Linked DNA regions of Homo sapiens: region 1 is linked to region 2. A link is a contact called in ENCODE Hi-C data. All regions are on one chromosome and are shown on one strand. Each heading gives the region's core, a stretch centred on a gene start or an enhancer-like site at or near the end of the contact. The rest is flanking DNA. Distances are from core to core; before and after follow the strand shown. Region 1 overlaps SLC24A3 (solute carrier family 24 member 3). Region 2 holds the start of SLC24A3-AS1 (SLC24A3 antisense RNA 1).

The links. A loop is a pair of places that touch in the nucleus more often than their neighbours do. Pooled maps may share reads with other maps.
Region 1: a loop to region 2 is called in a map of Caco-2, with 3 times the contacts of the local background. The contact joins the enhancer-like site here to the promoter of SLC24A3-AS1 in region 2. A Hi-C loop is called at or near these places in 1 of 168 maps with a recorded cell type or tissue (Caco-2) and 2 of 50 pooled maps.

Annotation. Positions count from the first base shown.
Region 1 is chr20:19,406,169-19,409,688 of GRCh38, reverse strand. All of the region lies in intron 2 of SLC24A3 (solute carrier family 24 member 3), which reads right to left. Among named protein-coding and RNA genes, the nearest start is that of SLC24A3-AS1, 120 kb to the right of the region's middle. Within about 2 kb of position 1,833, at least 3 of the 41 ENCODE cell types and tissues checked have a DNase peak (open chromatin) inside an H3K27ac peak, as active enhancers do.
Region 2 is chr20:19,283,198-19,286,828 of GRCh38, reverse strand. SLC24A3-AS1 (SLC24A3 antisense RNA 1) reads left to right here and starts at 2,233. Exons shown (of 8, transcript NR_024564.1): 1 at 2,233-2,684; 2 at 3,614-3,631. All of the region lies in intron 2 of SLC24A3 (solute carrier family 24 member 3), which reads right to left.

The sequences.
Region 1 (3,520 bases), core at 584-3,083, 120 kb before region 2:
AATAGTCACATAATATTTTATACTTCAAGTCTATCATAATTTATTGCATCATTTTCCTAGCTTGACACTTGGGTTATTTTTCCTTGCTTGTTACAATCATATAAGAAATGTATCTCCCCTACTCCTTCTCCAATGAGACATTTGAGCATAATTGTGCTGCAGTCTTTCTGACTCAGTGGCTCATCCACAAAGGTGCTCAGAACCTTTTCTAGTTCACTTGTCTGATCCGGCACAGAACATTCTCCTCCTTCTCAGGTCATGCATACTCTCCAAAAGCTGCACACCCTGGTCTTCACCTGATGGGAAACATCCTGCCTCTAGACCCTTCAGTGTCAACATCTGCACTCATGTTTTGCTTCCTGAACCCACTATCCCTGCAGCTGTTTCCACCTCCCCTCGCCCATGCACAGAGGTCCCCTGCAGGGCCTCTGCTCCTGCTGCGCCTCTTCCTGGGAAGGGCTCCTCCTTCTCCCTGGTCTTCATAGGGTGTCTCCTTGTAATTCAGTCCCAGCCTATGAGTCACCTTCTCAGAGAGGCCTCCTGGATCTACAATCTAAAGAAGCTCTAAGTCTCCCTCCTCACCAATCAACTCAGTAACATGACCCAAGAACACTGAGCTCTTCACGGAACTCTCCCTGATAATATCTGGTGCTTTGATGTGTTTCTGGATCGTCTTCTCCCTTTAGCCAAACTATTTCTCATGTGCATCCCTGTGTCTCTTGCGCCCAGAACAGTGAAAGCATACAGCAGGAGCTCAATAAATGTTTCCCGAATGAACAAATGAATGAATGAAAACATGAAGGCAAATCTCATTTCCCTGGTGAAATGCTTTATAAATTATTTGCCACATTATATGGATGTCCTTTATTTCCAGAGGAGTGTTAAATTGTCCATAACCCTTTGACCAGTATTTTGCTTCTAGGAATCTCTCCTAATGACATAGACAAAAATGGAGACACCAATTTTGGCACAAGGATGGTCATCAGAACAGTATTTTTAGGCCGGGTGTGGTGGCTGACACCTGTAATCCCAGCACTTTGGGAGGCTGAGGTGGGTGGATCACTTTAGGCCAGAAGTTCGAGACCAGCTTGGCCAACATGGTGAAACCCTGTCTCTACCAAAAATACAAAAATTAGCCGGGAGTAGTGGTGTGCACCAGTAGTCCCAGCTATTTGGGAGGCTGAGGCAGGAGAATCGCTTGAACCTGGGAGGTGGAGGCTGCAGTAAGCTGAGATTATGCCACTGCACTCCAGGCTGGGTGGCAGAGCGAGACTCTGTCTCAAAAAAAAAAAAAAAAAGTATTTTTAATGTCAAAAATAAACCCTCACTAGAAAAAGGGGAAAATTATTATACGGGTTAATCTCTTAGGAATGGCAAAGCATTATGTAGATTTAAAAAAAATGTTTATAGAATTTTTAATGACAACAAATATACTAAATGTTAATGGTATATCTGAATGATATAATTAGTATTTTTTACTTGGTACTTTAGTGTTTTACAACTTTTCTCCAATGAACAGGCATGTGTTTCACAATCAGACAAAAGTAAAATATTACAAATTCTCCAGTTTCTGAGTTCAAAGGCATTTGTACTCAACATTTTATTCCCACATTTTATTGAGGTAAGGGAGGACTTCTTTTCTATTCTTAGAAGCGTTTTGCAAACTGTTGGTATTTTTTTAAGTGTTACAGAAAGAATGTTCAGAGAAGGAACCAGTTTTACAGGTTTACTCCCATAAAGCCACAAGGTTTCCTTAGAACTGTAGCAGCCTTCATCCTTGGTGTGTCCCAACCACCACGAATGCAGAAAGAAGTAGAAGGACTTACTCCTATTTCAGTGACACCTTCTGCCAAATTCTTCTGTGGCGGTTTCATGGTTAGCATGCAGACGCCATGATAGAGACTGACCATTGCCAATATGTCCTTGCTAAAATATAAAAGATTCAGACATCAATATGGTGGAGAATGGGAACCTATATAACATGGAAAAGAAGGGCATAGTTTAAATGACAACTATCATTACTATTGTTGTTCTTGGCTACTTGTTTTCCTTTCTTTTCTTTCTATGTCTGAGATTAATCAAGAGTAAAGATTCCTAAAATAGACACTTCCGTGATTCATTTATTCTCCACGAAGAGCTCTCTCTGCTGCATCTTTCCTGCAGTTCTCTTCTAAAGCAGGAAAACTTTGTTGTTATTTTCCCTCCTCTGTGTCCGACATGAAAGGCAGCTCTGCTCTGCCAGGTGCCCCTTCACACTGGAAGCAGCAGGAGCTGCAGCATCAGAGCACGACCTGCCCCGTTCTCAACTCACAGGAGGAAGACAGGAATGAGGACACAGCACCGGGACACAGAAAAACTAAAGATGGCGAATGCTTTCCATCTGAAGGGCATTTCCAACTATCCAAAGGTCTCCTACCGCCATCCTCTTAGTGCTGCTGCTGCCAAATACACTCCCAGAATGCTCAACCACTCTGCTTGTGGACTCTGTGACAAGGAGGCGCTCCAGTCCTTGGATGCCTCCATCGTCTCTGGATTAATGCATCCAACAAGATCCCATCTTCTTACTCAGTTTCCAGAAACAGATCCTCTGGTAATTGTCAATTGATATCCTCTGGATCCCAACCTCACAGATTGGTAGAAACTACCTGGTTCACCGTGTTGTCAGAGATCAACAGAAAAGAGTGCCATGATTGGTGAGTGATATGTGTCTGTGCTAGTCACAGACACCTGGCAGCACCACATGTCAACTGCCTTCTCTTACTGGACCCCTCCCTTCACATCACCAGGGATTACACTTGTGTCTTGGAAACTTAGTACCTCATAAATGGGGTGCAATATTTCTCTAACTTACAATAGAAAAAGCAAACAAATAACCTCACTGTGCTTTGGGATGGCAAGGTCATGGCACTGTCTCATTCTAGTTGGGGTGCTGAACCAGCCACCGAGGGCATAGAGCACGCTGTGATGTCTACTGCACCCCCAGGTCCCCAAATGTAATGATTTCCCCCTCTGTGCTACCTTTCAGTCTGTCTGCCAGTCTCCTGTAGCTCACCCCACTTTTCTCACTGCATTCATCACTCTGTATTGCAATAAATGTGTCAACATGTGTCTTGAGCCCCAGCTAGACTGTAAATTCCTTTAAGGTAGAAATCACATCCTGTTTGTTCAGAGTGGACTGGCAATAAACATTTTTGAATTGAATTGGATTGACTCTCTGGATAAAGATCTAAAAGTCAATTATGTTAGTCTCTGCATGGACATTAAAGAAAAGAGAGTCAGAAAATCTGTAAAACTGCACTCCAAACCCCTCAAATTCTAAATAAACTTTGCTAATTCTCTATAATTTCACAATTGCCTTCATATATACATACAAAAATTCTTAGGTGGAATTTCAGAAAATTGAATCTTTCCAATGGGGTATGATTTGGTACCAACATTTAGATATGCTTTCTCTCTCTCTCACACACACACACACGCACGCACACACACACACACACACACACACACCATCTTTAAAAGC
Region 2 (3,631 bases), core at 984-3,483:
CATTTCTAGTATTTCGGAAACATTTGGTCAAATAAAACATATTATTAAAATTAATTTCACCTGTTTCTTTGTACTTTTGTAATGTAGCTAATAGAAAATTTAAAAGTACGCTTGTAGCTCACATCTTGTTCCTACTGGACAGTGCTACTCGAGATTGTGCAGACCTCAGATTTTCTCTTCAATTATTAATGGGTATTGAGCACTGCACGGGTGTTGGGTGGCCCTATGTTACTTCTGACAAGCCCTCTGACCTTGGGCGGTTGTTTATCCCCTCTGGTTCTTGTTTTTTTCATGTAAAAGATGACAATGTTGGCCCTATCATGCTTTGTAGACTGGTCATGTCCAGCCCTCTGATTTTAAACCAGCCCACTCTGATGTCACAGTTTAAACCCCAAACAGTGGGATCCTGACACTGTTCATGGCCAGTACCCTGAACGCATGTTTTCTGCTTGCTGGTCTGTGCCTGGACTCCAGTTCTTGTTTATGGACCACAGGCACCCCTTGAACCTCCCCTCCTGTTGCTTCTCTCATATAGACTTCCCGGTTTCCCTCGTCAACTGCAGCTCACATTTAACTGTTAACTGTGGGCTTCGGGCCAGTCAATAGCTGACCTGTAGGCACTCCTGGCCATCCCCATAGGGCAGTGCCCTGCCAGCCTGACTTTGGTCTTGAAACACAGGCCAAGCATCCTCTTCACTTTTCGAGGCCTTAGGCCCAGCTAAGCCAGACAGAGTGGGATGATCCTTTATCAAGGGAAATCCAGTGATCTCACAGTGAAGCCCACACCAAAGGCCATCATTTTAAATATTTTCCTTCTTCCAAAGTTTATTTGGAAAAAGCACTCTGAGGAAAAGCTCATTTCCTTAAAATATCAAGGAACCAAAAACCAAAAGATGATATATTTTTCTGGAGACACACTGCAAAGTGTATAAATAAAATTCTGTAAAGTGCACAAATAAATATTACAAAGAATTCATTTCTGCTACAGTTGTCTACCATCTTCAATATTACATTTAGCTAACTTAATTTTCCATGGATCAAATTATTCAAAGTTAAATTTCTCTTAATAGGTCATCTGAGTAAACAATTTCAAGTGTTACTTGCCAAAAGAAAAAAAAAAAAATGTTTCCAGGCTTCAGATGAAGTCGGCAGTGTCAGGCTAAGAAAACAACCTTAAAAATTCACAGAGAGCTGGAACAATTGCAAAGAAAAGTTGGAGCCCGGAGGTCAGTCAGTCTTGTTCATGCAGTTCTGAAGGTAGAAAAAAAAAAAAAAATCACAAATTTCTACCAAAACTAGGTCTTCAAGGGGCAAAGGAAAAATGCCTTTTTTTTTTTTTTTTTTTTTTTTTGAGACAGGGTCTCATTCTGTCACCCAGGCTGGAGTGCAGTGGAGTGATCTCAGCTCACTGCAACCTCCATCTCCCAGGCTCAGTTGATCCTTCCACCTCAGCCCCCCAAGTAGCTGGGACCACAGACTCACACCACCACGACTGGCTAACTTTTGTACATTTTATAGAGATGGGGTTTCACCATGTTGCCCAGGCTGGTCCCGAACTCCTGGCCTCAAGTAATCCACCCGCCTTGGGCTCCCAAAGTGCTGGGATTATAGGCGTGAGTCACCGCGCCCAGTGCCATTTTTTTGAAAGCAGAAAATGTATAAAGTAATATATCCTTAAAGTAGCAGCTGTCATCAGAAGACAGCACCCTGGGCTTTCTCTGGCACCAAAACTGGGCACTCTGTGCTCCTGGTTTTCAGACAGAGAGAAAGGGAGAAGGCAGGGCAGAGGGAAGGGGAGGAGGGGAGAGGGAGTAGAGGAAGGCTTGAGGTATGGCATGGAATTCTGCAAACACAGCAGTTATTAAGGGAAATGGGAGAGTGTCAAGGGGAAGAAGTTTTCTTGAATTTCTATTCTTGAAATTTCTTGGAATAAATGGATGTGTGCAAGGGAAGGGATAAATGTAGTTGAAGATCTATTTTGTAGGTGAGGAAATGGTAATCTGAGAGGCAAACCAGAATCATGCCCCAACAGGGAATATAACCAGAATAGAGGTAACTCTGTCTCCAGTCTCTGAATCTACAGGCTTCCTCTAATAGCATCTAAAGCCAGGGCTTCTGACAGCACAGTCTGAGAAGCCCCATGACATCACAAGTGGCAGCTGGGTGTACTTTATGACAAATGCCAAATTAACTCCTGCCTGTGACCTTGCCACCATAACTCAGACAGCCAGGACACACACTGCACCCCAAACACTCAAGTCCCTGTGTAAATCTTCACTCCTCCAAGCACAGAGGGAAGCCTGCTCCGTAGGCTCTGTTAAGTGTACTGCTGCCGCTGACATCATCATAAATAGGAAGGGAGAGAGTCCAGGAACCACAGGGCTCACTTCCTAGCCTCTCTATTTAAGATTTTCGAGGGCAGATGGCACTATATTTAACCAGCACAAGTAGTATTCATTGTGCCCAGGGCCTCTTAAGGAAAACTGAACAAAGTTTTAGAATGAACCTGCCCTCACCTCACTCCTGCTCAACCATTTCACCCAACAACAAGTTAGAGGCAGAGAAGATGAATATTATTAAAATGATGCTTCTAAATCAGGACCTTATGGGTGCTTTGGCTCTCAACTTTTTTCATAAAATATCTGTCCAGTCCAGACCGAGGAGCCAGCTTCGACAGCATTCTGGTAAGGGCATGGAGGTAACCAGGGCTCACATGTGTCTGTGGCAATGTTCTGATCCTGTTGTTAGAAATAGTCAATGCAGCAGAGATGATGGCATTCATTGCCAAGCCTGAGGTCTTCAGGGCTTGCCTACATGGGAAGATGGTACTGAAGCCTCCTGTCTAGATGACGGTCTGTTTAGACCTGAGCTACCTGCGGTGTGGCCTGCTGACAGACTCGCTCTGCAGGGAGTAGCTGGAGAATGTTGCTCTAGGAATCTTGCACTGTGCCCCACCCGTAATGATGCCCCAGGACAGAGGGTGGGAAATTCACGAATACACTCCTACTACAGTGCCATCAAACCCAGGGCACTAAGCTGTCCACACTTTATTAGTAATTCTCACAGCAATCATGAAAGATCAGAATGATGATGTCAACTTCTAGAGAAGCACACAGAGACTCTGAGAACCTGGCTATTTGGCCAAAGTCCACAGCTTCAGGTCAGTGTGACTCTAAGACCCGGGGTAGAGATAAGGCCCTCAGATTTACATATTTGCTCTACACCCTTGAGATGTTTGCAATTGGGCTGGAAAGACAGGAGATACATCCAAAGACAACTGCAAGTTCTGACCACCCTGTCCAATAGCTCTTTCTGTGATGATGGAAATGTTTTGGGACCTGTGCTGTCATCTGTGATCCAACTATCGAGTATTTGACATGTAGTTGGTGCAACTGAGAATCTGAATATTTAATTTTAGTTGGTTTGAATTCACTTGAATTGAAATTGCCATTGAATGTCCATATTTAACAGCACATGTGGAGACATTTTATACCAGCAGCAGTCAGAAAAGAATGCTGCAGTCTGGGGTGGTCCAAGCAAGCTTCATGAAGCACGTGGGCTCTGACCCAGCCCTTGATGTGTTAGGATTTGAACAGAACTTCTCCTGTTTCAGGCATGATCATCTTCCTTG